Linked DNA regions of Homo sapiens: region 2 is linked to region 1. The links are chromatin loops, found by intact Hi-C in ENCODE. Cell type or tissue: GM12878. All regions are shown on one strand. Links, peaks and the distances in the headings refer to the core of each region. The heading gives the core; the rest is flanking DNA.

What was found. A loop is a pair of places that touch in the nucleus more often than their neighbours do. Peaks named below come from ENCODE experiments on the same cell type or tissue, not always from the same donor. Only the 100,000 strongest peaks of a DNase experiment are listed, where the experiment ranks them.
Region 2: a loop joins it to region 1, with 2.6 times the contacts of the local background. A loop is called at or near these places in 2 of 110 quality-filtered maps.

The regions. Positions count from the first base shown.
Region 1 is chr7:101,987,169-101,994,635 of GRCh38, reverse strand. All of the region lies in intron 2 of CUX1 (cut like homeobox 1), which reads right to left. Among named protein-coding and RNA genes, the nearest start is that of CUX1, 170 kb to the right of the region's middle. RefSeq lists enhancers at 3,350-3,409, 4,949-4,998, 4,894-5,703, 6,493-7,467 and a silencer at 6,253-6,547. In GM12878, for the core only: a CTCF peak has its summit at 3,497 (motif pointing right); a DNase peak (open chromatin) is centred at 3,505; H3K4me3 peaks cover 2,112 bases; H3K27ac peaks cover 2,405 bases.
Region 2 is chr7:102,042,037-102,049,503 of GRCh38, reverse strand. All of the region lies in intron 3 of CUX1 (cut like homeobox 1), which reads right to left. Among named protein-coding and RNA genes, the nearest start is that of CUX1, 230 kb to the right of the region's middle. In GM12878, for the core only: no CTCF peak of the experiment used is centred there; a DNase peak (open chromatin) is centred at 3,372; H3K27ac peaks cover 440 bases.

The sequences.
Region 1 (7,467 bases), core at 2,034-4,533:
GGGAGCTCATATTTCCTTTTTTGTTGCTGTTGTTTGAGACGGAGTCTCGCTCTGTCACCCAGGCTAGAGTGCAATGGCACAATCTTGGCTCACTGCGGCCTCCACCTCCTGGGTTTAAGCGATTCTCCTGCCTCAGCCTCCCGAGTAGCTGGGATTACAGGCGTGTGCCACCACACCTGGCTAATTTTTGTATTTTTAATAGAGACGGGGTACCATGTTGCCCAGGTAGGTCTCAAACTCCTAACCTCAGGTGATCTGCCCACCTCGGCCTCCCAAACTGCTGGGGATTAGAGGCATGAGCTACTGCCCCTGGCCTCAAATCTTCTTAGTCTAGTTAAAGGTGTGCAAAGCTGGCCAAGAGATTCCAAAGAAATGAATGTCCAAGTAATGCCAGCCAAGGTCTAGGAGAGAAATAACGGTGGCAACTGCAGTATAATGGGGAGAGAATGACAGAAGCTGAGGTCCTCAGGAGATGAAATTGGCAAGACTTGGTAATGTGTGGATGAGGGGAGGGAGATGGAAGAAGGGCTCCCATGTGGCCACTCTTGGGCTTGGCTGGGGTGGCCCACTGGGCACTGTGGCCACTACCGGGGTTAGGGGGCTGGAAGCCTCAATGTGTGGAGACAGATGGGCTCTGGGAGTGCTACGTCTGCAGCATGAATGGCAGCCAGGCAGATGGATACAGAGCTGGACGGGTTTGGGGCTGGGAGGACAGAGAGAGTAACAGGAGCGCTGGGAATGGCCTAGGAGCACCATGAAGGGGAGAAGGGAGTCCAGGATGCCAGGGAAAAGCACAGAGGATGAAGGGGTGGCTCAAACAGCCTGAGAATGTCCCAGTCTGCACCGGGAGGGGCAGGCAGGGATGAGGGCTGACATTAGATGGAAGAGGCTGGGACAGAAGTCAGAGTTAGGGAGAGGAAAAGGCAGCCCTGTCCAACTTGCTCAGAGAGGCTAAGAAACCCGTGGGGGCCACATAGCTAGGCCGTGGAGGTGCTTTTGTTAATCTGCCATACATGTGTAGAGGAAGGACAAATATATGAATGAATGAAAAAATAGCAGTCGCGCAGAGTGCCAGGCACTTTGCTTTATTCCTGCATCAGCAGCTCCGACATACTATGAAATGAAAAGGTAAGTGCTCCCCTGGGAGGCCTGAGCCACCCCCAGAGGATCCTGCATACTCCCACCCCCCATCAGAGCAGCTGCAGCTCTCTCTGACTCCATTTCTCTGATGGTGCGGCTGCTGGAGGCCTGTGGCCATCTCCAGCACGCCTTGTTATCTTATTTATTTATTTATTTATTTATTTTTGAGACGGAGTCACACTCTGTCACCCAGGCTGGAGTGCAATGGTGCAACCTCGGCTCACTGCAACCTCTACCTCCCGGGTTCAAGCGATTCTCCTGCCTCAGCCTCACGAGTAACTAGGATTACTGGTACCCACCACACACCCGGCTAACTTTTGTATTTTTTAGTAGAGACGGGGTTTTGCCATGTTGGTCAGGCTGGTCTTGAACTCCTGACCTAAGGTGATCCTCCTGCTTTGGCCTCTCAAAGTGCTGGGATTACAGGCATGAACCACAACGCCTGGCCCAAGCCCTTCTTTTTATAAAGGCAAAGAGTGGACCCTCCCGCCCAGGCCACCTAGTCGGCCACCCAGAGCTAGGCATGACCAGCAGCAGAATGACCAGGGCCCCCTCGGGGTGGCCAGAGGCTCCCTAAGTCTGGAGACTGTGTCACAGACGTATTATTCCCTATTGCAAATGGAACTAGATTGTTGTCTAATAGCAGGTAATTACCATGAACAACAATAAAAAAACTCCAAATAATCCGGCGGGGCGGGGGTTGGAGGGGGGCGGCGGGGGCGGAAATCAAAGCTCTGGTGGCCTCACACCCCAAATTGCACCCCTGCTAACAGTATGGCACATCATCTTCCAGAAGCCACCACAATGGCCAGACTTCTGCTCACTGGTACCTGAGCTTCTCTAACCAAACTGAAATAAGATCTAAATCAGTATCACCCTCTGGGTAATACGGCTGATTGGGAAGGATGTTTTTCTTTATCTTACAAACATGTACTGACCCCTCCCCCACCCAACTTGCTGGGCATGGGGCACGTAGGGTGTGGCCCAGGACTTGGGAGCTCCATCACCCACGGGTGGGCATCTGTGGTGAGGTAACAGTCTCGTTAGCTGACACCTCCCTTCTATGCACACCAGTCTCCCCAATCAAAAAAGAAACAGAGTGGAGTTTAAGTTGGCCACTTTCAACCTTTTTTTGTAGTTTTAACTGCAGAAGGCCATTTTCAAATAAAATTTTACAGGGATGCACAATACTGCTGAGCAGGTAAAAACAGGGTCGCACTGGTTGAAGATGGGAGGGGGTGGGTTTTAGGTTGCCCCCCAACCCCGTCCCACTTTCCCCTGTGCTTTAAGGAGCTCAGTAGGAAAGCTCTGGCTAGAAGAAGTGCACCCCCCTCCAAGCCTCTTTCTACCCTGACTTTCTGTGACTGTAGCCACACTTACCTGATTATACAGTCCACAACTCTAAGATGTGACCTTGGCCACTTGGCCCATGTAAACAAAGTCTAGATTAACCTACTGATACATATTTTTGAAACGGAATCTCACTATGTTGCCCAAGTTGGTCTCGGACTCCTGGGCTCAAGAGATGCTCCTGCCTCCCCCAAGGAGCTGGGACTCCAGGCATGTGCCACCATGCCCTGCTAATTTTTTATTTTTTGTAGAGATGAGGTCTTGCTATGTTGCCCAGACTGGTCTTGAACTCCTGAACTCAAGTGATCCTCCAGCCTCCTGAGTGGCTGGGACTATAGGTGTGTGCATGGTGCCTGGCTACTAACTGATTTTTTTTTTTTTTTTTTTGAGATGAAGTCTCACTCTGTTCCCCAGGCTGAAGTGCAGTGGCGCGATCTCAGCTCACTGCAACCTCTGCCTCCCGGGTTCAAGTGATTCTCCTGCCTCAGCCTCCCGAGTAGCTGGGATTACAGGTGCACACCACCACGTCCAGCTAATTTTGGTATTTTTAGTAGAGACAGGGTTTGGCCATATTGGCCAGGTGGGTCTGGAACTCCTGACCTCAAGTGATCCACCCCCCTCGGTCACCCAAAGTGCTGTGATTACAGGCATGAGCCACCACACCCGGCCCCAACTGATATTTTTAAAAGAAGCAGACATCACAGAAATAAAAATCCAATACATAGGCTAGATGGCTATGAATTCTAGCGGAAGTTGGTCAACAAAACAGAGACATGACTTGAATCCCATAAAGATACACACACACATCTGCTACGCGCCCTGGCTTCTCTTGCCCACATTTTAGCTGGTGTCCCAGAACTCATCCGCTATGCTGCCCACGACGGTGGTGGTGTAGGGGGACCTACAAAGCTTCGTTTCAAACACTGCTTGTGTTTTGACAGCCTTTTTCTTTTTTACGGTATTTTTAAAGAAGTGAAACTAGAAGTACTGGATCTCATAAGCCACCCGGGGGAAGCGTTCCCCTTCTGAACCTGTGGGTGCGGGGCTAGGGACAGATGCTGCCTCAGTAGCAGCACCTAGCTGACCTGACAAGCCACCTGTATCTATGGGCGCTGGTTCAAATCCCAGGGGAGGTTTAAAAAGCGTTGATGAGACTCCGTAAAGATGCGGAAATACATATCTGAGAGGAAAAGAGCATTTCAAAACCCTCCTGTGGCTTTTATCCTATGGCACTTTACCCCCAGGGACCTGAGCGGCGCTGTGAGTTGCAGGTGCAAAGGGCTCAGAGCCAGGGGAGAATCACAGAAGACACAGAGCCCAGCAGTCCTCCCTGACCACGGAAGGGGATGTAGGAGAACCCTGGGCTCATGGCACTGACATTTAGCAGCCACTGTATGTTTTGGTCTTGTCTCAAGAGTGTTTTCCCCATTTATCCCATGTACTTTTTTGTTTTAAAGAGATGGGGTCTGGGCCAGGCGCGGTGACTCACACCTGTAATCCCAGCACTTTGGGAGGCCGAGGTGGGAGCGTCACTTGAAGTCAGGAGTTCACGATCAGCCTGGCCAACATGGTGAAACCCCATCTCTACTAAAAATACAGAAATTAGCCAGACATGGTGGTGGGCACTTGTAATCCCAGCTACTTGGGAGGCTGAGGCAGGAGAATCGCTTGAACCCAGGAGGCGGAGGTTGCAGTGAACCAAGATCTCACCACTGCACTCCAGCCTGGGTGAGATTCCATCTCAAAAAAACAAAACAAACAAACAAACAAACAAACAAACAAAAGAGATGGGGTCTGGCTCTGTTGCCCAGTCTGGAATGCAGTGGCACAATCATAGCTCACTACTGCCTTGAACTCCAGGGCTCAAGCAATCCTTTTGCCTCAGCTTCCCAAATAACTTCATCTACGGGGACTACCACGCCCAGCTAATTTAAACCTTTTTTTTTTCCTTAAGAGATGGGGTCTTACCATGTTGTCCAGGCTGGTCTCAAAATCCCGGGTTCAAGAGATCATCTTGCCTCTGCCTCTCAAGTAGCTGGAATTACAGGTGTGAGCCACTGCACCCGCCCATGCCTCTTATTTGCATGCAGATGCTATTCTGACATGAAACCTTTCACTCAAATATTTCTCTACAATGGAGTCTCTCCACAGTCGGGCCATGGCTCCACTGTGGTGAGGCTATCAATTCATTTAAAGTGGTTTCCCACAGCAAAAGCTGCACCTGCGTGCAAGCGATGCCCACACCGAGCGTGTACGGACAGACTTTGAGTGTCTTCTATCAGGCGGGTTCCTGCTCCAGGCCCACCTTGTCCATGAGGCTAACCCAGGGCTGACCTTAGCATGTGCCCACTCTTCTGTACACCCAGAATCCAAGGGGTGGGAAGGACGGGGGTAGGAGCAGGAAATAAGTGTGTGGCCCAGCTGGAGGAGATGGTGTTGGGGTCAGAACACCTGTACCACCTTCAAAATTCCCCCAAACTCCCTGCAAAAGCCCCGGTGAGAATCTCACCAGTCTCAGCTTCCATCCAATGACAGGGCTGAGCTCTCCACCTCCATGGTGTCTTCGAGCTCTTAAATGCCAGGGCCTTACATTAAAATTCACACCAGAGCACAGTGAAGCAACAGAACGCTCCACTCGGGTTTGAATTTGGGCTCCGGGACCTTCCATGGGGGCTTACAGACTTTCCTAACATTTCCCATCTGAGAAATCCAGGGATTATTAACCTACCCCAGCAGGATGCTAGAGGCTGAGATGAAATCACGGCTGGCCAGTGCGGCACGCCGAGCCTCGGCACACGGTCAGCCACGCCTGCTATTTCGATTGTTATCACTGGTCGGCGCAGACATCGTTCCAGGCGAGGTGCCATTGGGGACACGTGGAACCAGATACCACCTGAGGTCTCCGGTTCTGCAGCTGGGTGGAGGACGGAGGCCTGCATGCTACAGAGTCGGGCAGGATGAGGTGACGTCGGTGCTGGGGGAATAGGAAGGAAGGGGGCTGAGGGCTGGGAAGGTTCATGGAGGGGCAGGCCCCTGAGCCGAGCCTTGGAGGAGGAGCAGAATCTGATGGAATGAGGAAGCCTTGCTTCCAGTAGGAAATCTGAGTGTCCTTCCCCTACAAATATTATTATTATTATTATTATTTTTTTTTTGAGACAGGATCTCACCCTGTTTCCCAGGCTGGAATGGCACGATTATAGCTTACTGCAGCCTCAACCTCCAGGACTGAAGCAATCCTCCTGCCTTGGCCTTCCGAGTAGCTGGGACCACAGGTGCATGCCACCACACTTGGCTAAATTTTATTTTTTTGTAGAGATGGAATCTCATTATGCTGCCGAGGCTGGCTCAAACTCCTGGCCTCAAGCAATCCTCCTGTCTTGGCCTCCCAAAGTGCTGAGATAACAGGTATGAACCACCGCGCCCAGCCCCTGGTATCCCGACGCAGGACTCTGTCGCAAGGAACCTGGGAGGCCACATCAAGGTATGGAGGCCTCTTTCCAAATGCCTGGAAAGCTGGAAGATCCCTGAGGACAATGGTGACAGGAGAGGCGAGGACATACCCCAGAGAAGGCAGAGGTGGAAAGGCAGCCCAGGGCTGTGGAATCGGACCTGGAGGGAAAGGAGGAGCAGGGAGACACACAGGAGAGCCTGGGGACACAGATCTGTGGCAGGAGGTGAAGAGGAAGAGCTGGCGCAGAAGCACCCGAGAGGCCCACAGCCCATGAAGTGTTTTCAGGAGAGTTAAGACCCACCATGGAGTGGGCGCCACAGTTAAGCCTGGAGGTTTTGCAGCCAGGAGGGGTTCTGTCTGGGTTTCTTGCCTCCCACCCCAGCCTCCAAAGTGGGTTGACACCAGCTCTGAGCTGTCAGCTGCAGACACTTATCAGACACCGGGGCTGACTCACGGAGAACAGCTTCTTCTTCTTTTTTTTTTTGAAACAGATTCTCGCTCTGTTGCCCAGGCTGGAGTGCAGTGCGTGATCTCAGCTCACTGCAACCTCTGCCTCCCGGGTTCAAGTGATTCTCCTGCCTCAGTCTCCCAAGTAGCTGGGATTACAGGCATGCGCCACCACGCCCAGCTAATTTTTCTATTTTTAGTAGAGACGAGGTTTCCCCATGTTGGCCAGGCTGGTCTCGAACTCCTGACCTCAAGTGATCCACCTGCCTCGGCCTCCCAAAGTGCTGAGATTACAGGCATGAGCCAGCAGCCCAGCCTGAAAAAACGCTTCTTACACCAACAGAGTCAGCTTTCTCTGAACTTGGCTGTTTTTGTCAAGAGTTCGTTTAGACTTTCTTCTAGGATGAAAAATCATGTGTATTTGTTTTACATCTAAGTAAGGAGTAATATGGAGTCAGACCAATTCCATTCATTTGCCGTTTCCTGTAAGATCAGCACTCTGATGTCCCTGGTGCAGTCCTCCCTCGGATGACCAAGGGCCCTCAGGCACGTGCCCTGCGCCAGGACACCGCAGCGGCCGGGAAAGGCAATGTCCCCGCCCTTGCTTCTAATGTGGAAGACAGAAGATGGAGAACAGGCGGTGAGTCAGCAGGCTTATAAGGGACCCCGGGGGTATCCCCTGTCCCACGGAGTCACCGGGGTCAAGGTTCCCCCAATAGTCAACTCATCAAATGTCTTTTGAATAAAAAAGAAATTCAAAAACTTTGAAACATGACCCTAGTCTGAAACAGACTTCAAAGCAAGCAGTGCTCCAGGACTCACCATTTCTTCCGCTTGAACCTATGAGAAGCTGAGTCACTGTCGCCAACCCATTACCGTGGAAGTATCTGAGCCGTGAGTGAGCAGCGGTCCATATGCACCCCTTTCCCGTAGCTTGGGGAGTTCCACATTAGGACAAGAGGAGCGCCTCTGTTTACCGTCGTGGCTCACGCACGGACTTCTGTGCAAGCATTTGCCCCACACTCATTCATCGATGATGTGCTGGGCACTGTGTCGGGATGCGGGAGTGAATCGAAAGC
Region 2 (7,467 bases), core at 1,984-4,483, 55 kb before region 1:
CTCTTCTCCTACTTCTAAATCAATTATAAGACACTCTTCAGGCTTTACAGAATAAGCATGGGCTTCGGAGTTCGACATCAGAGTCCAAGTTTCAGCTCAAGGCTGACAAGCTCCAAGGAAGTTACTTGATCTCTCTGGGCCCATTTACTCCTCTCCCCTCCGGGCTGAGCTGCTGTGCAGATGAAATGGCAGAACGGAACGAAGCTTCTGGCACGCAGCTGTTGCTGAAGGGATGCTCTTCTCAGCCTCCTTCATCTGCCCAAAGGGCTGCGCTGAGTCTGCTGTATTTCAGAGGAAATTTCTCCGAGTGAGTCTCTATTTCTTACTATCAGTGAACCATGGCAGGCCTTTCCCAGCTCCTGCCCCCAGTACTGTGTCCCCCTAGGTCCTTGTAGGTGGTCCAAGAAAAGAGGCAGGGGACAAGGCCAAAGAACAGCAGCAAAGCAGGGGAGGCCTATTCCATCCCCCAGCGAGGAAGGATCTCGGTGACCGCTGGCCCACCTGGCTGGACTTAGAAGGCTCAGGAAGTTTATACTTAGAGGGGAACAGATGAAACAGACATGGAGCTCATGTTTGTTTGTTTGTTTTTTTGAGATAGAGTCTCGCTCTGTCACCCAGGCTGAAACAGTCAACATTAACGATTTTATGTCAAATTCCCTTTATTTATTTATTTTTGAGATGGAGTCTCGCTCTGTTGCCCAGGCTGGAGTGCAGTGGCGCAATCTCAGTTCATGGCAACCTCTGCCTCCCAGGTTCAAGTGATTCCCCTGCCTCAGCCTCTCGAGTAGCTGGGATGACAGGCGTGTGCCACCATGCATAGCTAATTTTTGTATTTTTAGTAGAGACGGGGTTTCACCATGCTGGCCAGGCTGGTCTCAAACTCCTGACCTCAGGTAATCCACCCGCCTTGGCCTCCCAAATTGCTGGGATTACAGGCATGAGCCATTGTGCCCAGCTGATTTTTTTTTGAAAATTTGATTAATAGTGGTCATGTGCCCTTACGTGTGTGTGAAAGAGTGGAATGAATATTAGACCGAGTTCAAACACCTGGGTTCTAACACTACCACGCCTTCCAACCGAGTGACCCTGTTCGGTCTATTTCTGACCTCACAGGGCTGTGTCCATGAGGCTTTTCTGTGCAGGTGGCTGGACAAGTGTGTGACCCCATCAGGTGGGGGACACTCATTGGAGGTGGTGGGAATACAGTGGCACGAGGGTGGCATTTGCCCGGGCATAACAAGTTTCAAGGGAGCCAAAGATTTCAGGACAGGACCAGGAGAGGGTGGAGGGGAGGAGAGGCTGGAGCCTGGAGCTGGGAGTCCCTGCCTTGCCCCTTGGACTGTCTGCTACCCCTCCTGTTGGTAACTCAGAATGATGATGATGCCCCCAGCACAGGGTGGTGTCGAAGGGTGAGCGACATCATGGAAATGGTGCTTTGTAGACGTAAAATGCTGTGCAAAATATTATTAGCAAAGGGAGTTGTGACACAACTGGAAAAAGACTGGGGGAGGGACGAGACATGGAATACTCCACATCCAGCAACAAACTCCTCAGGGCTCTCAGCTGTTATCAAACTGCATCCTATGCTCCCTCCTCAGAACCACACACAGGAACGTGGGCTTCCTTTGGCCATGTGGTCCTTGGTGTCAGTTTCATTTAAAGAACGACTGCATTAAATTGATGGAACTTTAGTAAAACCTAATTAACATCCATATTGAGTTTTTCCAAGGGAAGGGAGATCTGCAGAAAATAAAATACCCTAGAAATTTAAATTCCACGATAGTCAAATAAATACTGTATGACTGAGCATTACAAGTTGGATGATTTTACTCCAGGAGACGAAAATGAGTAAGAGTCAATCTATTCTTACAGACACATACTGCTTTCTAATCATCCATCCATCCATCCATCCCTCCCTCCCTCCCTACCTCTAGACTAATCATCCATCCATCCCTCTATCCAGTTATCCATCCATCCATCTCTCCCTCCCTCCTTCCCTCCCTCCCTCCATCTCTCCCTTCATCCATCCATAGCTCTATCCTATCACCCATCCATCTATCCCTTTATCCAATCATCCAGCCATCCATCCCTCTATCCAATCATCTATCCATCCATCCTTCTATCCAATCATCCATCCATCTATCCCCTATTCACCCTCCCTCCATGCAATCAACCATCTATCCATTCCCATTTATCTAACAAATCATCCATCCACCCACACACCCACCATCCACCCATTCATCCACCAATCCATCCACCCATCCACCATCACTTAACAGAGCGCCAAGCACTGTGCCACATGGGGATACAGATCTTGCTAAACTGTTAAGCTTCATGAAGGCAACGGCTACATTCATTCACCTACCACCACTAACCAGGGTCTAGTTCTGGTCTAGCCTGGCATACATGCTCCACAAATATTTAATGAATCAATGAATGAACAGACCTTCCCTGAGAAGCTCTTGGTCTGGAAGGGGACAGGGTTACAGCCCTGTCATGAGCAAGGTAGGGGAGCATCCTGGGGGTGGGAACACTAGATGAGCAACAAGATCGCTTTGGCGACTCTCCCAGTGTGGCCTCCCTGACAAAGAATGCACTTCGCAAGCTGTCAAGAACAGAAGTGAGCTGGGTGTGGTGGCTCATGCCTGTAATCCCAACACTTTGGGAGGCCTTTGTGGGAGGACTGCTTGAGGCCAGGAGTTCAAGACCGTCTTGGGCAACGTAGCAAGCCCTCATCTCTTCAAAAAAAAAATGCAAAAATTAGCTGGGTGTAGTGGTGTGTACCTGTAGTCCCAGCCACTCAGGAGGCTGAGGCTGGAGGGCTGCTTGAGCCCAGGAGGTCCAGGCTGCAGTGAGCTGTGATCGTGCAACTGCACTCCAGCCTGGGTGACAGAGTGAGACTGTCTCAAAAAAAAAAAAAAAAAAAAAAAAAAATCCAAACCAAACCAAAACAGAACAGGAGTGAAATGGGGGCTGGGCACAGTGGCTTACGCCTGTAATCCCAGCAGTTAGGGAGACTGAGGCAGGTGGATCACTTGAAGTGAGGAGTTCGAGACCAGCCTGGCTAACGTGACGAAACCCTGTCTCTACTAAACATATAAAAATTAGCCAGGTGTGGTGGTGCGTGCCTGTAATCCCAGCTACTTCAGAGGCTGAGGCAGGAGAATCACTTGAACCTGGGAGGCGGAGGTGGCAGTGAGCTGCAATCGCATCCCTACACTCCAGCCTGGGTGACAAAGCAAGAGTCCATCTCCAAAAACGGGAAGTGAATTGGGTAAGTCCTGGGGTTTCCCGGGGTGCCAGCTCTGTCCCGACTCCCATAGGGGCTGACATTGGTCTATCACAAGGGACCTCAATTTCCTTACCTGCAACCCACTGGTCTCTTCAGCCTCAGGTTTTGAGTCAACTTTGCCACAATATCATTTTCCTAAGTCATTCTGGGGTTCTTAGAGCTTCCTCTTGTGCATTTCAACTCAGTTCAGCTCAATTCAACAAACATTTCCCAGGCACCTACTACATCCCAGGCACTGGGAGATTCAGAAACCCCATGCACCCTTCCTTGGCAACCTGAACCCCAAGGCCAGAGCCCCATGTTCAGGAGCCATGTACGCAGCTGGGTCCCTGGAGCGGGTCCCCTGGCGGAGATGCCAAATGACAGCTGGGAAGGCCCACTCTGCCCGAGTTCGAGCTGTAAACATCCAAGAAATCTACCAGCAGTTACCGAGAGGATGTTAAAAATAATTATCCACTGAAAATATTAGATTTGCTCTGGATTGTTCATTACATACAATGGTTTAATAGGACTTTTATTGAATAGCTGCAGAGCTCTGGGCCGAAATCAATTTGCCCTCCACGTGGAATTTTGATGTCTGCTGTTGACTTGTACAACATGGAGCAATTTGTAATCGCTCCAGCTTGCCGTTGTTTTCAAAGCTCCTGCTATATCACAAGCATTTATTTCTGACCACAAAATTACATTTATTCAACAGAAAGCAGCTCCGGGTCTTTAAGAGGTTAACTTCTGGAGTGCTTGGCTGCGCTCCAGCCCACATCGGAGGGGGCGCGCGGGCGCAGTGGCACCCGGCAGTGGCGGCAGCGCCGGGCGGGCGGCCGTGATTAATAGACTGCTGAGAGCGCCCCTTTCCACAGGCGCACGGCTCCTGCCCCGGCTTCCATAGATCATGGACTTAGCCTCAACATATCTGACTGAAATTGAATTTGGCTTCTCTCTCAACTGTTCATTTCCTATGTTATGCAAGGTTAGATCCCTTTCTGCATGAGCAGAACCAAACCAGCTGCAGCTTTGGAGGAGAAAATGTGCTTTCAATTATGCAGCTGGCCTGGATGTTGAGCCGCAGTCCGACGGGTCCCTAATTGAGCCATCATGGCGCGAACTTACAGGGAGACACTGTGTGTGTCAGGCTTGCGGGTTTTGCCATAAGATAATGACAGTACAGCAGCCACATCACCACAGTGACCACCACGGCTAACACCACTGTCACCTCCACCACTGCAGAAGGCCCAAGAGCCTGCGGACAGACATACTGGCTGAGAAGTCAGTTCCCCAGCAAAGGTCCAGGGCAGCAGGCTGTGTTAGGGTCCCTGGGAAGCCTCCCTGTATCTTCCAGCCAGAACGCATCATCCTGTCCCCAGAGTGCCTGGTCTGCTCCACAGTCGCCTGTCTGGCCACAAACCCAAAGAAGACCCTGACAACCCCTCCCTACTCCCAGCAGGGCACTGACCTATTTTGCTTGTGGGCGTCTAGGAACCAAAGTAGATGCTCGCACATCACACTCAATAAGTACTCATTAACAAGGAGAAGGCGAGAAGCAGGGGGAAATTCAGCTAAGAATGTTTTATGTAACCACTTCCATAAGGCAAAGAATAGATAAAGCATCTAAGACAAGATACGGGCCCTCAAAGCATGTACAATCTTAAGAGCAGGCTGGAAAGAGGGGAAAAGTTAATGCAATAACAAGAAAACAGGCACCCTGTTTAGAAAATGGGCTAAGGTGGCCGGGCGCAGTGGCTCACACCTGTAATCCCGGCACTTTGGGAGGCCAAGGCAGGCAGATCACCTGAGGTCAGGAGTTCGAGACCAGCCTGGACAACATAGTGAAACCCCATCTCTACTAAAAATACAAAAATTTGCTGGGTGTGGTGGCACACACCTGTAACCCCAGCTACTTGGGAGGCTGAGGCAGGAGAATCGCTGGAACCTAGGAGGTGGAGGTTGCAGTGAGCCAAGATGGCACCACTGCACTCCAGCCTCTCCAGCCTGGGCGACAGAGCAAGACTCTTTCCAAAAAAAACAAAAAAACGGAAAATGGGCTAAGGATCTCAAAAGAAAACACATAAGGCCTGGCGCAGTGGCTCACGTAATCCCAAAAACTTTGGGAGGCCAAGACAGGAGGATCACCTGAGGCCAGGAGTTCAAGGCTACAGTGAGCCATGATCGCACCACCGCACGCCAGTCTGCACAACAGAGTGAGACCCTGTCTCTCTCTAAAAAAAGACATGCAAACGGCTGACAGGTATATGAAAAGCTGCTCAACATCTTTAATCATCTGGAAAATTTGACTCAAAACCACGATGAGGTATCACCTGATACCTGTTAGAAGGGCTATTACCAAAAAGACACACGAGTGCTAGTGAGACATGGAGAAATGGGCATCTTTGTACACTGTTGGTGGGAATGTAAATTGGTACAGCCATTATGGGAAACAGTACGGAGGTTCCCCCCAAAATTAATACGATCCAGCAACACCACAAAGGGATTGAAATCAGTATTGTTAAGAGTTATCTGCACACTCATGTATACTGCGGCACTATTTACAATAGAAAGATATGGAAACAGACTAAGCATCCAACAACAAATACATGGGTAATAAACATGTGATTTTCTATACACACGGTCATCCCTTGGTACACGCAGGAGATTGGTGCTAGGACCCCCTGCGTGTACCAAAATCTGCACATACTCAAGGTCCCCCAGTCCTTGAAAAGGGTAAAAGTTTTACTTAAGCAAGAAAAGTAGGTTTTCTTTTCCAAGGTACAGCATGGTGACTATAGTTAATAATCTTGTAATCATATATATGACATTTGCTAAGGCAGTAGATCTCAAGTGTTCTCAACACACACACACACACACACACACACACACACACACACACACACACAGTGAGCTAATGGGTATGTTGTCAGATTGTGGAAATCACTTCGTAATGTATGCATGTATCAAAACATCACATTGGGCTGGGTGTGGTGGATCACGCCTGTAATCCCACCACTTTGGGAGAATGAGGTGGGAGGATCGCTTGAGGTCAGGAGTTCAAGACCAGCCTAGCCAACGTGGCAAAACCTCGTCTCTACAAAAAATAAAAAAATTAGCCAGGCGTGGTGGCACACGTCCACAGTCCCTGCTAATCAGGAGGCTGAGGCTTGAACCCAGGAGGTGGAGGTTGCAGTGAGCTGAGACTGTGCTGCTGGAGTTCAAGACCAGCCTGGGCAACGCAGCCAGACTTCGGCTTTACTAAAATCGAAAAAATATAAAATTAGCCTGGCCAGGAGCCTATAGTCCTAACTGCTTGGGAGGCTGAAGCAGGAAGATTGCTTGAGCCCGGGAGGTCAAGGCTGCAGTGAGCCCTGATTATGCCACTGCACTCCAGCCTGGGTGACAGAGGGAGATCCTGTCTCAAAAAATAAAAACCCCAAACCATCACATTATACACTATAAATATATACAACTTTTCTTTGTTAATGATACTTTAATAGAGCTGAGGATAAAAAAAGAGGGAAAAAGTTAGAAATAGGTTGAGATGGTCAGGAAAATGATCAAAGGAGATAGACTTTTCGGTTCAGCCCTAAAGGATGGAAATGAGTTTTATAGGTAGGGAACAGCAAAAGGGTCTTAACAATAACAGAGCCTTCAGGAAATCAAAAAGTATGTTCAGGTGACTCATAATACACAGGCCAGTTCGGCCAGAGTAGAAGTCCAGGACTTTGAAGCTGGAAAAATATTTCAAAGGCAAGTCATGGAGCTTCTAACATGCCAATCTAAGAAGACTGAGTGGGCAGAGAGAGTCACAGAACTTGTTACCAGGAGAAAGAGCTCTTTCAGGGAACCGAGCCCAGTGGTTCCTACAACTAGCAGTGCATGAGCATCAGAGGTGGGCTTTGAAAAATGACAGATTCTAAGGTTCCACCCCAGGCCTTCTACACCGGAATGTCAGGGTAGGAGCCTGGGGAGCTGTATTTCTGGAAACATGTGAGCAATTCTCATAGGGCCAGTGCAGCACTGGTCCAACCCAGCAGCAGCTTTGGGAGCCACTGATCTGGTCCAACCTTCTCTAATCCTATTTCACCCATGATGCTTAATGCAGTATTTAGGCAAGTACTGGTAAGATGGGGACAGAAACAGGTACAAAGACACATACACACACACACACACTCACACACTCACTCACA